Regions from separate parts of the Homo sapiens genome. Here regions 1 and 3 are each linked to region 2. Evidence: chromatin loops called from intact Hi-C (ENCODE). Cell type or tissue: B cell. All regions are shown on one strand. Links, peaks and the distances in the headings refer to the core of each region. The heading gives the core; the rest is flanking DNA.

The links. Hi-C counts contacts between places; a loop is a spot of excess contacts. Peaks named below come from ENCODE experiments on the same cell type or tissue, not always from the same donor. Only the 100,000 strongest peaks of a DNase experiment are listed, where the experiment ranks them.
Region 1: a loop joins it to region 2, with 6 times the contacts of the local background. A loop is called at or near these places in 8 of 110 quality-filtered maps.
Region 3: it touches region 2 in a loop (27-fold over the local background); 64 of 110 quality-filtered maps call a loop at or near these places.

The regions. Positions count from the first base shown.
Region 1 is chr11:7,350,424-7,357,183 of GRCh38, forward strand. All of the region lies in intron 3 of SYT9 (synaptotagmin 9), which reads left to right. Among named protein-coding and RNA genes, the nearest start is that of SYT9, 100 kb to the left of the region's middle. In B cell, for the core only: CTCF peaks have their summits at 2,770 (motif pointing right) and 2,970; a DNase peak (open chromatin) is centred at 2,788.
Region 2 is chr11:7,094,789-7,101,548 of GRCh38, forward strand. No RefSeq gene overlaps it. Among named protein-coding and RNA genes, the nearest start is that of RBMXL2, 9.2 kb to the left of the region's middle. In B cell, for the core only: CTCF peaks have their summits at 3,638 (motif pointing right) and 3,838; a DNase peak (open chromatin) is centred at 3,653.
Region 3 is chr11:7,439,784-7,446,543 of GRCh38, forward strand. The region is part of intron 6 of SYT9 (synaptotagmin 9); the gene reads left to right. SYT9-AS1 (SYT9 antisense RNA 1) reads right to left here. Exons shown (of 5, transcript NR_103855.1): 5 at 1-1,936. Among named protein-coding and RNA genes, the nearest start is that of SYT9-AS1, 23 kb to the right of the region's middle. RefSeq lists a silencer at 2,795-3,089 and an enhancer at 3,058-3,107. In B cell, for the core only: CTCF peaks have their summits at 3,006 (motif pointing left) and 3,214; a DNase peak (open chromatin) is centred at 2,998.

The DNA of each region.
Region 1 (6,760 bases), core at 752-5,751, 260 kb after region 2:
TGAACAGATATTTAAATAACATCAGTTTGAAGAATGGCCAAAGTCACCTCCTACCTGAGCTGCCTACGTGCATTGATCTGTCCTGCAGGCCACAAGTTTTTATCCCCTCTTTCCTATGTCTCAGCCTACTTCTGCCTCATAGATACACACCTCAAAATGCAGCCCTGGGGCCTGGGCTCACTTTCCTTCATCTTCCATATCTCAAGGCTTATGTTAGAGCTCATTCTCTTTTCTTTCAGGTCCAATCTCTTCTCCTCTCAATGCCCACTGCCACAGCTCCTTCTTTGGTGACTGGCATTGCTATTGCCACCACCACCAACTTTCAACCTGAGAGCATGATTTTTCCAGAAGACGTGATGTAGAAAGAGAGAGAAAATAAATGCTACTTGCATTTTGACACTATCTAAAAGCAAACAGATAAATGTTTAGCTTTAAAAACATTTCTAAATGTGTAAAACAATTATTTATAGTGGATTCTTGACCCTGATCCCATTGCTCACTCTCAACCTATGTGTGAGGGATGGTCACTTATGGAGTGAGATTAGGCGTGAAGTAAGTATCAGGGTAACAAAACCAGTGATTTTTTAAATGATGTCATGATTTTGTCTTAAAAAAAGTCAAGATCAAAGCGGCCAGCTAATAAAGTCCTGGTCCTACATAAATAACTAGGGTTTTAAAAAATTATCTTTAATGATTTTTTTAACCTCCTTGAAAAAGATGAAGTGGTATATATTGCCTGTTTCTTAATGGTTAAGTATCATGAACTTTGGTGGGGAAAGAAACTGAAAGCCCAGTAATTCCCTCGGTCTTTATATAAGAAGAGTATTATCTGAATGTCGTTTGGGGCAGTGGTTATATTTTTAAGCATCTGTCATTCATGCTAATTGACCAGGGATGTGGCTAGCCAGGGTCAAGCTCCCACAGTCAGTGCAAGAGGGCCCTGAGGCTTTGGGCAGCCTGTCCGATGGCAGCCACCTAATGTAGGATGCAGTGGCAGTGCTGGCCCACTTTTGAGAGCAGCCGCTGAGTTACGGACTCCTTGTGTGGGAGCTGTATGTCGGACTGGAGCTCCAGACTGCTCATTCCCTGCCCAGAGCCTTACCCTGTCATCATTGATTTTATGGGGAAAGAAAGCATCTCCTTTTGTAAACACCACACCAGCATCTTCAATAAGATGATGCAATGGGATTAATGATGCACTTTCCAGCATCCTCATCGATTCTGAAGATGGAAGTAGAAACTTGAGATGAGACTAAGCCATGTTTTGTCAACATTTTGCTTCTCTAGCAAGCAAAATATCCTCAAATTGTGAGTTTACTTGAAAGATATGCTGGTATTTGAATCCCCAGGGCTGGGAAGATTCTATTTTACAGACATCACCAGGAGTGTGACACTCAGGCCTGAGAGTAAGGAGAAAGGAAGGAAAAATTAATGAGTAACCAACCACTCTATTTCAGAGTCTGTTGTATGGGTGAGCTGGTGGTGATTGGCTTGCAAATGTGTTTTCCAGGAAAAAAAACTCTACAGGAGTGGTGGGAACAGGATGGGAGTGGGAGGGCACAGAGGGACCAACAGACCTTCCTTTTCTTTGCAGGTCTAGGTCTGAGGATGGCCCAGATGGTGAGCAATTGTGTGGCTATTTAGTCAAATCCCAACTAGCTCAGCAGATAACTGAACATCCCTGAGGGGCTTGGGAAATATATGTGTTTGTGAAGTGCTGTGAGAATTTACCCAGTGTAGCTCAATCTGCCTCAGACTGACTTCTGACATAAATGAATTTTAAGAAAGTAGGCGTTTTCCTTCTTGAAGAAGCATAAACTCATATTAGGTTAGAATCTCAGGAGTTTGTATTCAGTTGATGTCTAGGCACATCAGAGATGGAGAGGAGATAAATGTCTCTCCAGCAAAGCCGCTGGGTTTGCACACCTGTCCCCAATATCTACACTGGGCTTGACAGAGGGTTTATGTAGACTAGTCAGAAAGTTGTGCAGCAGATATTCAATACTGAAATCAACGAATGCACTTTATTACTCACTTGCCTACTATCCCTGGATGACAATAAGACCTAGATCTACAGTTTAAAGTTCAGAAATATATGATGCTTCTCGATGGTTATGATCTGAATAACAGAAGTGAAGCGTTAAGGTAAATATTGATGTTATTTAAGAATACTCAGTGAACTAACAGGTCTCTGATGACTGTGTAATTTATGCCTAGCCCCGTGAAGAATAGTACAAAATAATATGACATGTGCTCCCCTGCACTTGTTATGGAAGATGAGACACACCTATGAAAAGCTGAAGTAGCAACACAGAGCAGGATGCATACAAACATGTGAAATACACAGAGATTACTGTGAGCTAGGAAGACGAGAAAGGCATCAAAGAGTAAGCCATTTGGTACTGGTCCCTGAAGGTCTTGACTGCGTGCAGTGATCTTAAAAGTGGGGTGTGAGATGACATACACTAGGGTGCAAGAATAAAATAGTAGGACTTCTATTTATATTTTCTCATCTTTGTTATTTCTCTTTTGTATGTTTATTACACACATAATGTTAGAATTCTATACACGTATAAAACTTGTAAGTAAGTAAATATACATATATGGGGTATGTGCCCCCCAATTTTTTGATGTGCATGTGCCAGTTACAAAGTTATTTTCTTTCAGCTTCAAATTCACCCTTCATTTTCTGCTCTGGAAAAGTCAAGTTGGGACCTTTAAATATATTTCCTTTTACCACCCAGAACAATGTTAAGCTCTGTCAGCAGAGGGCACAGGAGAGGCATTGCAAGAGGAACGGGGTTTTTTTCTTCCTAGCTCTGGTGTCCTCCCCTGAGGCTTCTGCAGGGAGGCACACTTCCTCCAGCCCCCAGGAACCACTTTCCTGCAATATGGGCAGCAGCTTCAGTGCAAGGCTCCACAACACCCATGGCCTCTCCGGCACTCAGCCCCTGCAGCATATAGCAATCAGCAGCACCCAGTGGGCAGCAGCTTCCCCAGGAACCCCCTTGGCGAGACACCTTCCCATGAACAGCTTTTCCTAGCACCTAGATGGCAGATTTCCGGTAAGTTCTACTGGTGCAGTACCACATTGACTTCTCTGCCATTCAGTGAGTGATGGCTGTGCCCTCTCCAACAAGGTCTGTGTTTCAGCCTTGAGGGCAGGGAGGATCTCTTCCTTGAGTGCTCTGCTCCTCATATCTGCTAATCCTATAGTTTTTAGAGTTCATTGTACTTCTTGCTAGCCAATCCTTCATTAGTTCGATCCTCTGTTATAGTATTTATTTATATTAAGCTTTCCCTGTTTGAATTACTGGATGGTTTCTCTCCTGAATGGGTCCGGACTGATTCACTGCACTTCTATTCATAAAAAATTTTGAGCATGCACTGACTGCCAGTATATGTATATTTTCTTGTTTATCAATTATATTCATGTATTATTTGACTAGTTTTCATGAACACATTAAAAACATACACAAAATTTTACTAAGATAAAGATGAAATATTGTATATTTGAAATATTGTCTTTGAACTATCTTGATTGTAATGGCTTTATACTACAATTAGCAAATATCTGAAGTAACAATATGAACCAAATATGGTGAATCATTAATAGTAATGATTGAAATTTAAATTACATTTCAAATAATGATTTGATTGGAATTAAAAGAGGGTACCTGTGTCCATCTTTATGTTCACTTTGAGTAGACTTTATTTTATTTTTAAAATAACAAACTTCAGAGCACCACATTGCACACCTCTGGGGCATATGAATCCTCTTTGGACACAACTGATCTAAGCTACCCCCTTGTCTCCTTTCTGGTCCATCACCTATACTCCAGCCATAGTGATCCACATAAAAATCACATCACTCACTTGCTTAGAGCACTTCATTGGCTCACCATCAGTCTTATGATAAAGTATGAAACTTATCTATAGACAATTCTGAGTGGGCTTAGGCCATGGTGAATGTGATGGTCCAAATCCTGGCAGAACCAACATCTGTTTTTTTCTCTAGTCTTGTCACCTACCCTCGCTTGCCTCACAAACAGGCCTGAGGTAGGGAACATACACTGAGGGATGCTGCACCAGGGCTTTTCCTGTTGAAACCCAGGCCCTGAGGCTTGGACTTCCTTCCTTTAATCTGACATGTGACCCCTCCTCAGTTCTGAAAAGCTCCTAAGTAGATTGAGTAATTCCAGGTTCTACTTTCCCATGCTGTCTGCTGATTGTGTGCTTCTCTGTTCTTTCTACAGCATAATGCACTGCTACTTCATTGCAAGAAGCTTCTTATGTACTGGGCCCAACTTGATGCTTTACAGTTTGTTCTTAGGCTGGAAGTGTCAGCTTTTGGAGTGCAGGGGCAGTTGAAATATATCTGTCATCTAACTTGGCACTATCACCTTCCCAAGCACAGTGATATTGCCTTTCACACAGTGATGGCATTGCCTCTCAGGAATACTCTCCCAGGCTACCCCTCCACAGATGCTATGGTACCATTTCTCCCTATGCCTCAGTTTCTCCTAAAGATATTAACACCTGAATTTACCTATGAAGTTGTTAAAAAAAATGAATTATGGCTTGGACTAGTACCTGTAATAGAGAAGGGATTTTCGATACACATTAATTATTATTTCTTCAAGGTCGACAACCAAGATAAAAGTACGTTTCCATAGGTTTTCTCCCTGCAACTCTTCTCACACACTTCTACACCTGACTCCACCAGAAATCTGAAAAAGGCAGAATGCTCTTTCCTGCTATCGGACTCCTAGATGGGAGTTTCCCAGCAGGCACAAGTGCCAGCTGCAGGACACAGGTGTGCCACTAATGACCTACAGGTATGCTGAGATACAAATTTCCCCTCAGCTTTGTGGGAGGCCAGGTGGGCTCTCTTTACCCCCTAGCCTTACCTTCTCACCTGGTGGGGTTACCCCAGTGTGCACCAGATGTGGCTTCCTGTGTTTACCACAACACAAAATATTAGGGAAATGCTGTTGGAATTACCTTAACACTCTTCTCCTAGTATCTCTTCTGTTGATCTTTCTGGCCTCAACTCAAATCTCACCTTCTCCTTAAATCCTTTCCTGCCTTCCTCAGCTAGAAGGAACAAAAGCATGTATGTGATGCAGGTTACCCCACCTTCTTCCATAAGCTTCTACTGCAGTTATTGTCTGATCCATTGAGTAGACAGTTAAACAAATACTCAGCTACTGTCCTTGAGACATCACTTATATGCTATTGCGAAGTGAAAGAGAAGGATTGGCAGTGGGATTGATGGAACTCACCTTAGAGATCATCTGGTCAAATGATATATAGACAGAAAGGAAGTCTTATCAAGGTTAAGTGGAACTTGTTCAATGTCACCTGGAGCTGGAATTGGAGGTCCACGATTCTAATAACTGATCCACAGTTGTACTGCTTGCATTTCTCATGCTGTGTCTTTGCTCCCAAATATACCAGGAGCTCATTGGTGGCCCAGTCCCTTCCTGATTGTCTTGTGTCTACCACAGTGAGCCTGGCCCAGGGCCTTGCACAAAGTTGGAGCTCATGAGATGTTTCCTATATGAATCTAATTGGTCACACTCAAGCATTTTCCTTTGCTTTCATTTGGGAATCAATCCTAAATCATTCCAAAGGGATGATAGTTTCTTTTCTGCTCATGATCTGTTTCAGGTCTAGGATGATACAACTGATAATGTATTTGAGCCTGTCCAGGAGCTGAGATTGGTCACTGTAGTTACAGTCAAAAAACGGTGATGATCCCATCAAAGGATGGAAGAAGCAGTTCCAAGAAGCTAATTGGAAAGACTGATGAGTCTACCATTTGTGCTTTCAAACTTGAGTCGTTTTACTAGTTCTCAAAATTTAATTTCAATACCTTCTTTGAAATGCGGACATTCAGCATCCACATTGTCCCTTGGGTGAAATGACTACTCCTGTATTTCAGTGTTCTAAATTATGAGCAATTAACATCAAGGCTGTAGCCTTAGCAACCTGTGCCTGGCTTGGGGGCTTTGCCCCTTCTGCTGGTTCTGTTTTCTTCCTCCCAACCTTCCTTTGACTCCCTGCAGTGCGAGCCCTCCAGGGAGGGAAGAAGGAGGAGAAGACACCCTGCTGCACATTACTTTTCTGTACTCCACTGATGCTCCTTTCCTTTTGTGATTTAATAACTTAAACATCTGACTTGAGAACATTGGAGATAGTAACAAAAGCCACTTTTTGAACCTTATGAGTCCTTTGGAGACAACTGTCACATTTTACAGTAGATGCAATTAAAAGTAATTTTGATCATCAGTAATAGAAGCTTCACTTACAGGTTCTATTATTTGGAATATAGTTATTTTTTATTTCACTTTTTTCTAGTCATATTGTAACATTAAACATGCAAATTTATGCATTCTACAATTCTACACTAAACTGTTACTGTGTGCCAGGCACTGCACTGCTATGTTCCAGGTTCCCTACCTTCATGGTGTTTCAGCTAGGAGAATGGTGGACCGTAAGCAAATGATTACACAGATTGTTATTTAATTAAAATAGTGAGAAGTAATGCAAGAAAAAATACAAGATACTCAAGGAACCTGAACCAAAGGGGTAAAATCTGGTATGAAGAGTCAGGGAAAGTTTTCCCAAAGAACTAGCATTTATGGTGAGGCTAAGGTGTGAATAGAAAGTACCAGAAGAAGAGGATCAAAGAGAAGTTGTTCAAAGAGAATTTCGTGATGAAAAATCAAGCCATGTTAAGTATTTGAGATTTTTT
Region 2 (6,760 bases), core at 858-5,857:
ATGAGGACCTATTATGAAAATTTTAGAGAAAACAGTAGGAAGAAATAGTAAAGCTTTCTCAGGTTTGAAGGCTGCTTGTTATAGTAGAGAGAGAATCTTTTGATCATATGCAGAAGCTCTCATTCTGTTATTCATGTAGCTTGGACAACTTTCTTAAAACTTTAGACCTTCCGTTTTTTTCATGTGTGGTGATAATACAGTTTCATCATATTTATGGAAGTTTTAAATAAGATGACTCATATACAGCACCCAGCACAGTGCCTGGAATGCAGTGGGGTTCGTTAAGTGGTAGTATTACGGCATTCTGCAAAGCAGTAGCACAGACTTTCCTTTGGAATTTATCATTTATATTCCTAGTAAAATTGCTTCTATACTCAAAAGTCTTCAGAAAAAGTACACTTGAGAGTTTTAATTGTATTTACTCAAGCTGCACTCATCCAGCTTGAAATCTTGGAGATATATTTGACTCTTTATAGTCCCCATTAATTTTCTGCTGCCTCTTTCTTCTTCACCTCTTCAGTTGAGGGGACCAGAACTTCCACCATGGGCTCAGTGCCCCATTCCTAACCAGTCAGAAGTAAAGCAGGTTGATGTTATTATAAAGGCTTGATTCCTTCTTATCTGTTAGGGTTTAGAATTATTGCTCTCTGGCATAATTGGCTTAGACTCAATTTTGCCCCAGAAATAAAGTGCCTAGTGCAGTGCCTAGATTTTTAAAAAATGTAGCTGTTTTTATTGTTATTTACAGTTGACTCAGGCTTTGGGGCACCTAGAGAAATCTCTGAGTTGAAGAGTGTAGTAATTTAGAATAAGTAATATGTAATCTTGTAGACCTGAATTTAAATCCTGTGTCCACCATTCACCAACTGTGATCTTGGTCGGGTTACTTAATTACTCTTTGTGTTTTTTTCCCCTTACCTATAAAATAGGGTCAAGAATGCTCCCCTCATGAGATTGGTTGTCTATCTATCCATTTATTCATTGAATCTAATTTTTATTTATGTAGTACCCACCAAATGGCAAACGCTGTGCTAATATCACGCCAACTAAGGCAAACAGAAAAGCAGCACCAAGATCACAGTTAGTGAATGATCTTGGTCAGGTTGCTCTTTGTTTTTTTCCCTTATCTATAAAATAGGGACAAGAATGCAATCATACTTATTGGCCAGATTAATATTCATTAAGGACGATTCACAGAGACAGTGGAGTAGTACTTGCTAGTTGCCCAGATGCATTCTGTGGGAATACACAGAGATTTAGCATGACTGGACTTCAGCTTTGGGAGAGGAACTCCCACATTTGGGCTGTGGGGCTTTTGAGTTGCATAATATAGGAGATTCCAGCCCCTACCCTGGAATAATTAGGGGTTAGGATATAATAGCAATATGTCATGGCAGAAATAGCTATAACCCTGTCACTTCAGTGCTCGTGGTTGTGGATTTGCAGGAGTTGAGGACTTGATAATAACATCAGTCTGCCCTAGACAGGTTGACAATGGGTCACTGAACCTTGCAGTCAACAGCTGGAGAAGGGAGAGACAGTAGAATATAAATGGGGCTGAGAAGAACATGTTTTTTGTGAATAATACTTTTATCTAAGGTGGTAAAGGGCTGGAGTCAAAGTCTTGTAATTGAAGCTGTATGGCAGCAAAGCAAACTAGAGGCAGGACTTGCTACATCAGCATTCAAGATTGAGAATGTACTAACATTATAGCTGCAGGGGTAACTGTGGCCCAGGCTGTGCAGCTGACCATGATTGACTGCATTAAAAATGGGCTAAAAGCAGCTTTCAGTGAAATTTGCAGAAGGCCAATCCTTTCCAGGATGCCAATCTACTGAGGATTAGTTTTGGATAAATTAATCCTTGTCTCTTAGCTAAGCAATGGAGACATATTGGTGAGCCAAAGTAGACATTGTTAATCCTCACATGGAACAGTGTTCAAAAGGTAAGATAGACTGGTTAAATTGTCATACAAAAAGCAACATTTTAACCATGACAAGCACTATGAAAGAGAGATACATAGCACTATGAGACATGTTTTTAAAAGCTTGATGTAGTATAACAGGGATCCCCAACTCCTGGGCCAGGAACTGGGCTGCACAGCAGGAGCTGAGTGGTGGACGAGCTGGCAAAGCTTCATCTGTATTTACAGCCGCTCCCATCACTTGCATTACCACCTGAGTTCCACCTCCTTTGAGATCAGCAGCAGCATTAGATTCTTACAGGAGCATGAGCCCTATTGTGAACTGCACATGTGAGGGACCTAGGTTGCATGCTCCTTATGAGAGTCTAATAGTTGATGATCTGTCACTGTCTCCCATCACCTCCAGTTGGGACCATCTAGTTGCAGGAAAACAAGCCCAGGGCCTCCACTGATTCTACTTATGGTGAGTTGTATAATTAATTCATTATGTATTACAATGTAATAATAGTAGAAATAAAGTGCACAATAAATGTAATGTGCTTGAATCATCATAAAACTATCTCCCCCGACTCCCTGGTCCCTGGAAAAGTTGTCTTCCACAAAATTGGTCCCTGGTGCCAAAAAGCTTGGGGACCACTATATATAGGACACCTAGAGAATGCATCCTTAAGTGATAATTGAACTAAGATGTGAAGGATGTATAAGAGCTAAATTTCTGTGAAAATTAAATGAGATAATATATAAAAAAGCATGTAGCACATAGTAACCCTCAGTGAATGAAGACTGATTTTCTTATACCTATTCTCTTTTGACATCAAGGTAGTTTTCGCTGGGAGTTTGTGCTATATAAATAAAGGTGAAGGAATGCAGGTGAATTACTAACAGACACTAATTTAAGAGAGCATATCTTGAGGTTGATTACCAGGAGAGGGGAAATGAGAAACACAGAATGTGAATCAACAAATAGGAGAGGCAAATAATGTGAGATCAGTTCAAGGTCAAACTAGTAAGAAAAAAACAGATGAAATGAAGAAGTTGGGAAAAAGACAAGTATTGGCTGGATTAATGCCCTGGGAGTAACTACTGATACCCCCTTTAAAGTCTCAGAGCCAAGTTCACAGATAAAGTAGCTTTTAAAGGTATCAGGGTTGTTTGAATCTGAGATGAATCAGACCCTCTTTATCCTTCAGGCACTCATAGTTTAGTGTGGGTAACATTTTTCTGCATAAACTACCTAAAATGCAAAACAGAGCAAGAAATGTTATCAAATAGGCATGGGCAATGTGCTAAGCAAACCAATTAATTCTGATGAGGAGGCTTTCCAGAGGTGGTAAAATTTCAAGATATTCCATGAAACAGGGAAACTCCTCTTTCATTTGTGTATGTTATCCACTTTAAATACAGCTAGGTTCATTTGTTTCTATTTGTAATTAATTTTAGGAGTGTCTTCATCTTGTTGATTTTATATCCCATCTCTGCTAATTTACATGGAAACTATTGAAACTTCTGAAGATGGGAGTGATTATCTGAGCTGCAGTTTGGCACCTGAGAGATGGACCGAAGAGAAAGGTTGGAGGGAGAGAGCCATCTAAACATACTAAGGCTTGCATTTTTATTTGTATTTAAAATTGCCCTAGTTGATTAAGAAGCTGAGTGGAGGAAAGCATGCTTCCTGACACGGAACAGAAGTTACCATATGATAACAGTCCACTAGATGTCACTAAAAGCTCAAGGATTGGTGCTTTATGTTTCCTTTCTTGAACCTGCCCCTTGGAACTTGAACTCTAGGGTCTGTGGATTTAGGCTAGGTGCTGCTTATGCTTTTAACTGGAAATCCCCATATAATCAGGTACTGCAAGTTATGTACAGTTGAAAAGACCAGAAGTATATCCAAGTATATATAAGCATTCAAATTGGTGGGAAAAGTAATTCAATAACTGATGCTGATTTAATTGGCTAACCACTTTGGAAAAAAGTCCTAATGATTTTGATCATTATACACCAAAATGAGTTCTAGGTGGATTAACTTTTTTTAGGTAGGATTTTAACTTTTTTTTTTAAGTGTGGTAAAATACATATGACAAAATTTACCATCTTAGCCATTTTTAAGTGTACAAGTTTAGTGGCATTAAGTACATTCACATGGTTATGCTGCCATCACCACCATCCATCCATAGAACTCTTTTCAACTTGCAAAATTGTGGATTAATTTTTTTTTTTTAATTGAGATGGAGTTTCGCTCTGTCACCCAGGCTGGAGTGCAGTGGTGTGATCTCGGCTCACTGCAACCTCCGCCTCCCGGGTTCAACCAATTCTCCTGCCTCAGTCTCCTGAGTAGCTGGGATTATAGGCATGTGCCACCACACCTGGCTAATTTTTGTATTTTTAGCAGGGACGGGGTTTATCATGTTGGTCAGGCTGGTGATCCGCCTGCCTCGGCCTCCCAAAGTGCTGGAGATTACAGGAGTGAGCCACTGTGCTCAGCCAGATTAACTTTTTAAATGTAAAAATAGAAACAACAAAAAGTTTAGAAGAAGATCTATTTGTGTTTTTATATAATTGAGTTTTGGAAAATTTTTCTAAGCCCAACAGTAAAGGAGGTATCAAAAGTTATATATTGATAAATTTTATTACCTAAAGATTAAAATTTTGTTTACATCTAAATGCCTCAAAGTTTATTCATTTATTATATATATGAATAATTTATCATATATTCATTATGATGTGGTTATAGGACTTGCTGGTTTTCAGCTATGGAGCTGCTGTCAGTTCCTAGGGACCTCCCACAATTCCTTGCCATGTGCTCCTCTCACATGTCCTTTTACAATATGGCAGTTTATTTCTTTTATGCCATAGCATAAAAGCTCAGATCTCTCTTTTATGATATCAATCTAAGTAGCTCAGTTCTCACCCTAAAGTTTTAGGAAAAATTAATAAATAAGGAGTATTCACTCTCTAATAAGCATGCATATTATAGAAAAATATGTAATGAGAAGCAGAAATACATTAAAAATTAGTGTATAGATTACTTAACAAAGATAAAGCCCACACAACATCTAGTTTCATCCAATATGTTAATACCTTTTTATAACTCCCTCTTTGTACTTCCTCCATGGAAAAGATACATGGGTAGGACATGAGGACATCCTGGATATTTGGTATGGCGTTCTTTGCTGGGTACTGACTATTTTTAATTATTTTGACCATTAGCTTCCTTACAGTTAGCATATTATCACTTAACTTGACAGTTGTTTTGAATTAAGAAATCTCACAATCAATCTTGAATTGGAACTGATATGTGTGCTTTTAAAAACAAAATCTATAGTGTTGTTTGGTATCAAATCCAGAGTTAAGCTCAGCTTTGTCAGAATGTTGGGGCATACTTCCTTCACAATGGCTGCTTTCTAGTGGCAGTTGTCAGGGTATAACTTGAGGTTAAACCATTCTCAGTGTTCCATTCCCTGGTTTAATCATGCCCTTACCTGAATCCTTCAACTACCTCACAGGCAGCAATTCATTGACTCCTATCTGGTATGAGATTGTAAACTGAAAGATGTCCTGATTTCCCCGTTACAAGATGATATTGTCTTCTGTTTTATCCATCAGCTATCTTTATCAGTAACACCAGAAAATTATATATAATATGATTTTATCTCTAGTCTCAAATTTGTGCTGATGAACTTAATCATCATAATGTTCTTATTTTCATTTGTGTTTTGTCTTATTATGTGGCCACAAATACATAGACAGTGTATGTGGTTTTAGCCTTCCATTGTATCTGGAAATTTAATTGTTATAAGCCTTTTCTTGTAGACCTTATTCTGTATTTGTATGAGATTCTAAACCTTCTACAGTGGCTACAATTTTGTTGGTCCCTATCAAAATCAGAGATCTGGGAAAACAAACCATAATGTTTATATTTTCCATTAGGGGAAACGTTCTTGGGAAAGTAATCACTCTGGGTATTTAGACAGCCTGGAAATGCAGTTCCACTTTTCAGATGCTTACTGGTTTCCACGAAAATGTTCATTCCATGAAAATGTTCCGTTGAGGCGGAATGAAGGGGCTCGTGACAGGGAACCACTGTGTGCTTGGCGTTGTCCTCAGCCTTCTGTTCACTCATTTAGTATAGACCAGTATATACTACTGGCTGAGCATGGTTCTGAAGGGTAGAAATGCAAATATGAGACACTAATTATGATCTCTATCTTTGAGGATTTATTTCTCAGCCTTGTGAGGAAGAAAAACACTAACTAGAAATTGCAATCCAACTCACATATGAGTACAAATGAAAACACTTCATCCTGGAAGCAGAAAATACGCTTCTGCTTTGGAATAGAAGCAAAATTGAAGACTAGAAGTGAACCTGAAAAGAAGGCAGAAGTGAAGTAGGATCTGCATAAACTGTTACATGTTTTCTCTTTTATGTCCAGTTAAATATTTTTGACAGTAGAACTGCAAAAATACTTAACATTGAATTGAAGAATTTCTTTGTAGAAGTGTTGAAGAAACACCATTTCTCTGATTTAAGGAAGTCATAAATATATTTGAATGTTTGATATTCTAAAATTGTTTAGTAATATTAGTTTTCACTAAATGGATTTTATGACCTCAGTCATAACACTGCTTTATTTACTTTTATTATTTCCAGTGGAGTAAACACTCCACATATAACTAATATATTTGGAATAACTCCTCTGTCCTTCATTTGTTTTAGGAAGGATTAGAACAAAGCTAGATTTAGGATCCTCGCGGGAGGGGTGTGCTTTACTGAAACACTCATTTGATTTTATAAATGTTTCTAGATATCCAGGAGAGATGGAATTAACCAGTCCT
Region 3 (6,760 bases), core at 1,048-6,047, 350 kb after region 2:
TTGAACAAGCAGCCCTAACCACCGAGGTTTGTAAAATGTCCTGGCCACAGGTGATTGGATCAAGATGGGGACATGCTCCCAGAAAGCTGTTTATGGGCTGTCCAGTGACTTATGACATGGCCTGGCACCCCAAGGTGGGTTGGGTCAATTAGATTATGCCACCAAACTTAGAAATGTCAGGGAAATGAGGCAATCATAGTTCCTTCTCTTGGGCTTCTCTAAGAATCCATTTCTATTATTGTTCCATAAGTACTTTATTATAGAACACCATAAGCACTCCCATCTAGACTCTCACTGAACTGCCTTGATTCAGCCTCTGTTCCCGTACAACCTGAAGACTCACCAGAACACGTATGGACTTGCAGCTGTCCAGAAGCACAGTGATGAATGGTGTGTTTGGCCACTCCATTTGTTTTCACATAGTTTCCCACAGTTTAGAAGTGCTGAAGATGAGACCTTAAAAGAGTTGGAACCCCCCTGAGTAGAAAAGAAGCTGGAATTAGCAAAATAACACAAATAGGCATGAGATTCATCCTACTGGGAGGAAGTCACCCTTACAAGAAGAGAAGCACAAATGAGGAGGACCCCCGCTCACTTAAGTGTAAAAAAAATGCTGTGTTTAGAAGCTCAGTAAGATCACAGTTAGTGACTTTTCCCAGAGGGGGTATAAGAAGTTTCATGGAGACCCAAAAGGTCTGATGGCAAGATACCTTCCCAATGTTGAGTAAGGCGCCATAGTCTGCCAAAACTCTTCAAAGCCACTGCTTCTCATGGACATAAACGTTCCACCAGAAGTGAACATGGTGGTATTTTTTGAGTGGAACAATGAAAGATGTGAGAATACAGGTGGTATTTTCATTGCTTCTTCCTACTGCCCTTTGGAACTCTGGAAGACTGAAGAATATCTAAAGATGATCAGTAGTGGACTTACAAGAATAGGTTGATATTTAGAATGAGGTTCTGAAACACAGCTTAAGATACCAGAATAAATCATTCTAGCCATGAGTGCAGAGAATCTTACAAAGACATGGGGGACTATGTTGCTTAGCGACTGATCAGCTGATCTCATCAAGAGGATTTAAAAACTGATACCAGGAGGAAGAGTAAGACAACACAATAAAATAGACAACCCACAAGACCAGTTGCTATGAATGACATCCAGTGGGATGTGGAAAAAAAGGGTTCCAGGACAGGAGGTTTCCAGTGATTCACAGGAGATAAGATTGAATCCTAGATGTAAGTGATGGCCATGGCCTTGGGTGTCCTAATGCATCCTGCAGAGAGAACAAACAGAATAACCCAGGACAATGATCACAGCCTTGTAGATATAACTGGCACCCAAACATGTCAACAGACCACTTAGAAGCAGACAGATTAATGTGCTATACATGCCTGAAGAGCTGTGTACCTAACGTTGAAAGCTCATTGATACACATATTGTGGGCATTAGCAGAAATGAGCCTGCCAGGGAAATATGACAGGTGGAGAGGTGAGACTCCTAAAACAAATCAAAGCACTAGTACAGAGATAAAAATCCAGTGGTGAGGGAGAAACCCACTGAGGAGATGTTTCCTGGAAGTCTTCTTTGGTTAAAGACAAAGTGAAAACTTCTCCAGTTGCTTTGCTACAAGTATTAGAATACTTTTGATGTAATGAACAGAAATCCTGACACAAACTAGATTGAACAAAGAAACTGTAGCATCTGGACAAAGGGTCTAGAGATAGGATTGTAGATTCCATGGTTAAGGATGGGGGGTTCCGGGATTGTAGATTCTGTGGTTAATGATGGTATCAGGAACACCAGTTCTTCCCAGGCTATTGGGCCATCCTTCCTTCCTTTCTGTTCATCTTCAGGTTGGTCGCAAGATGGATGCAGGTCTAGGCATTGCATCCAGACATGAAAGTAGCCACAGGAAAACGCACTTCTTGTAGCTCTCTGTTAAGAGCAAGGAAAAAATTATTCAAGTGCCCAGCAAACTGGCTCCTTACACATCATGGCCAGAAGTATGCCAATTTTTGAAGCAGTCACTGGCAAAAGGAATGGGACTGTGTGGGCCCAACAGGTTCAGCCCTGGAGATGGATCCCTTCTTCTGGGACACCAAGAAAAACACCATCCCCTTCTCCCCTGGCAATACCCAGCCAACCTTCCAGCTATGACTCTCCCCCACAGGCACCCTGTTTCTTCTCATGACAACTCTGCACTCCATTATCCACCTCCTGGGAGCAAACCATTTTGTAGCCTATTCCAAAAAGCTCAAGCCAGCACAGACACCACAGGGCAGCAAACGAAATCTGAATCTCAAAGCTTGCCAGACCAGCAGCGCCCACTGAGAAACTCTCCAGATAAGAGATGATCCCAGGAACCCCACCGCCTCCTGCCATGTCTCTGCACATGCCATCAACGCTCTGCTCTCAGTGAAAATGGCTGAGGGGAGGAGCTTTTCCTCTACAGACCCAACGCTGCCATTTCCCACCCCTGTGGTGGGACTCGAAGAGGGGCTGGAGAACACGTCTCCACACACATACAGCTGTGGCCTGCTTTTGGCTCTCTCCTCCCACTCTTCTGCAGCGCAAACCAGGGTGGAGGATGGTGTCAGACCCGTCTTTCGGAACACTTGTCATTTCAAGAACCAGAGAGGCAAAGCCCTTCAGGCATGTTTGGAGTCCCAGAGAGCTCAGCACAGGACTCGTGCTGCCAACACTGTGACTCTAGACTATCTTGCTGGGAATCGGGATTTCAGCTCCTCTTTCCACACACCTTCACCCCCAGCACTGGGCACCCACTTCTGCAGCTCCCCACTCAAATTGGTCCCCCTCCTTTATGACACTGGGCTTCTCTGGATTCCTGTCAGCCGTTTTCTCCAGTCCTGGGGCTCTCAATATCTCCAAATACTCACATGGGTAATGGGTTCCTTGACCCAATGACAAGCATCTGTCTCTCAAAGAGCAGTAGGCCTTTCCTAGGGCCTCTGCCATCAGCTCTGCTGCCCTTTGCTGCCCTCCCCTGGCCATTGACATCACTGCAGGTAACTCTTCAGGACTCTGATGGGTTCATTGATACATCCATTCAAAAAAAAAGTATTTAGGGGCCCTGTGTACCACGCGATGTCCAGACACTGAGGATTCAGTGATAAAAACACATGGCGCCTGCCTTCCAGGAGTACACAGTCTAGTGAGGAAAATGAGAGAGAGGGAGAAAAGCAGAGAGAGAGAGAGATAATGAATGAATGAGAATGAGAATGAAAGAAGGAATGAGAATGAGAGAGAGGACTTTTTGAATGGGAATGAGTGGATTCTGGTGTGCCCTTGTGGAAGTCTAGATTTGCTCATTGTTCTGCAGACCCGACTGCCTAACATGTTCACCTGAAAAGGAATCCCCTGGCCTCCCCTTTGGAAGTGGAGTTGGAGAATTTATTTTAAACCGAATATTTCTGAGCAAGTGCAAAGCACCCTACCTGGCACTGAGGTATAATGGGGAAATGCTGGTCCCATCCCCCACAGAATTTACAATCTGGCTGAGGAAATAGACATAAGAAAATAATTAGATTGTTTAATAACAGTTATGGTGTTACCTGGTACTGTATTCTGTCTTAGTCATACCTAGCAAGAGCTCCACACAGCAAGGATAGGGCATGGGGTCCATGTTTTAGGGGGTAGAAGGAGTGAACCACAGAGAGCACAGCCCGTGCACATGGTAGGCACCTCAGGAAGTGCTGAATGCATGAAAGAGGCTGCGCAGCAGACAAGGCTCCTGGGAGCCAAGGCCAGTGTCTCCAGCCAGCTCAGCTGAAATCAGCAGCTCATGTGCTCCGTTCTTCACCTTCAGCATGCCCACTTCATCCTGAAACTCTCTTCTACCCACCACCTCATCTCCAGATGCAGATCCTAATGTCCCAGACAGGACTGTTGGCAGGTTCCAAGTCAAGTGAAGGATAATTCAAGAGCCACAGTCCAATAGTGCAGGAGCCATATCTGCTCTATTTGCCATTGTATACCCAATCCTTCACATAGTACCTGGCACATAGGAGGTACTCCATAATTCTGTGACGGTTGTTGAATGAATGCATGGATTTTGCATAACTATTCAGGCAAGAGCTTAGCTTCTATAGAGAATTTGGTCATGATTGGATTCATTTGATCAGTGGAAGCAGCCATTCCAGTTTACTATAGAAGTAACATTCCAGTTACTATAGAAGTAGATTTAGAACCTAATTTGGCCTATTGGCTACAAAAAGGGTACAGACTCTGAGTTGTAGTGAGACTGCCAGTCTACCTGCAGGTCGATGAGGGCTCCTCCATCCTCCCTGGGCTGAGATTTAATAGTGCCTCTTTTTGCTCAGCCTGCTCTCTAATCCTCAGGGTGAGAGATCAGTATGAACTGACAGGTCTGAGAAATCTTCCTAGGGGAGGAAGAAGGGTTTCCAGCTGCAAGGAGAGAGCAGCGTGCAGTGACAGTGAGGCACCAGGATGTAGAACAATGCTGCCAGAACATATTCCCTGAGGTTTGGGAATGAACTTCTTCAAGGGCTGTGCTCCCTTTTTGATGGGTCCTAGTGGGCCTCTGTGCTGGTCGTGACCGACTTTTCTTCAATGATCCAGTGGAGGCTGCAATGTATTTTGCTTAAAACTACAGCTGGTTTATAATTTTGGCCTCAGACAGTAATTACAGCTGCTGGGGCTCCTTGGAGAGATAATTACGGAAAGAATTCAGCATATTCATTTTATCTACACACTTAACCATCAATTAAATCATTACCATCTAATCCTATTCCAGAGTCTAGAAATGTTCTGTGAATATATAATTTTGAAGGCACTGAAGTTTGTTTTCAGATGGTTTTAAGTGAAAAATTGCCCAATTTCCATAGCCAATGGAGGCTTTCTCTATGAAAGCAGAGCCGAGAGTATCTCCTGGCTTGTGGTTGCTGCCTCCCTGGGGGCCTGCACCACATAAAGGGCCAAGCAGGAATGGATTGATAGGCGGGAGCTGGGACTTTGCCTTTGATCTCCCATGGAGTTTGTGATTTTCCAAAGCAGGATTAGCACTGGGACTTAGAGGTCAGTGGCTGGAGACAGACAAGAGGGTGGCTTGTTTTGCCAAGGAGCTTCCAGGAGAGTCTTCCCCTGCTGGGATTCTGCTAGGGCCCTGGGCTGTCATCCACTTATCAAAGTCAGGATGGGGTCTTTTCACTTTGGGAACCCAGGAGAGAGTGTGGTATTTAAAAGCATGAGTGCTGGAGCTGGCTTCACTTTCTGGCTTTGCCATTTTTGAGTTGTGTGTCCTTGAGCAAGTTTCTAAATTCCTCTAAACCTCAGGTTATTCCACTCTTTAGCAACACAACAATAGATCCTACCTCACAGAGCTGTGTGAGACTTAAATGAAAAAATGAATGTAACATGTTTAACACAGCATCTGGAACTTAATGGATGCTAGGTAAACTTTGATAATTGATATTATTCAACATACATGTATGTACAAGAAAAGGAGAGAGGCAGAAGGGAGAAATCAAATGTCCAAAAATGTGCTTCAGCGGGAACCAGGGCCTCTGAAAGCATATGTGGCATGGGCTGGGACTGCCCCTGGGCTTCACTGTCCAGCCTTGGACTCCACGGCTGCTCTCTGCTCTCTCTGACCTTGACTTCCCTTGGGGATGGTCGCCTGGGAACCTCTGACTGCAGTCCCCCTCTGTACCCCTCCTCCCTGACCCTACCCTCTCATGGCTCCAGCCTGGTGCTCCTCCAAAAACCTTGCTGCACTGCTGGTACCCTGAATATGCCTGTTCTCCTCCTACACTTCCAACCATCCTTTTCTCTCTTTCTCATGGGCTTTCGCTGGCTGACGGTGGGATATAGTCATGCCTCAAGTTTCTGACCTAAGTCACTTTTTGTTTTTTTCTACACCACACAAAGCAGCATCTGGGAAGACGGCCCACAGGGATGCAACTGCTTCCTGGCCTCTTTCAGCCAGGGAGGCAATTTTTCTAATAGACAGGAGTCTTGGGCTGAATCCTCTTCAGACTGTTCCTAACACTGGAATCCCAGAGGCACTGTCTATACAGTGGGGCCCTGAGGAAGTCTCCTCTTTGTGAGCTGACTCTTCCAGATGGCTGCACTAGTCCTCTGGCCAGTGTTTGGGCTCAGACAATCCTACCCTACTGTACACGGTACGTGGCTCCTGTGCTGAAGTTACTAAAAAGCCCAGCTCTTGTAGCTGGCATAGAACTGGTCACAAGGCTGGCTTTTGCCCTGGCATAAGCCGCGTCTATGTGGGAGCCCCAAGCTGGGAACCAGCCCCAGGCACAGCATCAAGTCCACGTGGCAGACTTGCCTGAAAAACACCCACTTGACCTTATAGTTGTGCCTATCACCGAGCCAAGGGCTGCAAAGGAAATGAAAAGCTCCCAACTGCTGAAATCATGGAGCTGGAATATCAAGTCTCTATGTTCAAGGATAATCATGGTTATCGTTGGAAGGACTGTACAGTGAAGATTAATTTTTAACCTCCTCTGAGAGTTGTAAGAATTAAATAAGTTAATAAATGCAGAACACTTACAAGAGTGCCTAGTACCTAATGTGTGCTCAATGGATATTAGCTATTATTAGTATCATTATTATTAAAGGAGAAACCAGGCTTCATGAGGTTTATGGAGTCTTGGCCAGAAACACTGATTCTCCTGCTTTGAGAACTCTCAGGAGGGCTTACTCTTGGGCTGGTCCTCCTGTCCAGTGATCTCCAGAGCCAGTGACAACATGACAACTTCC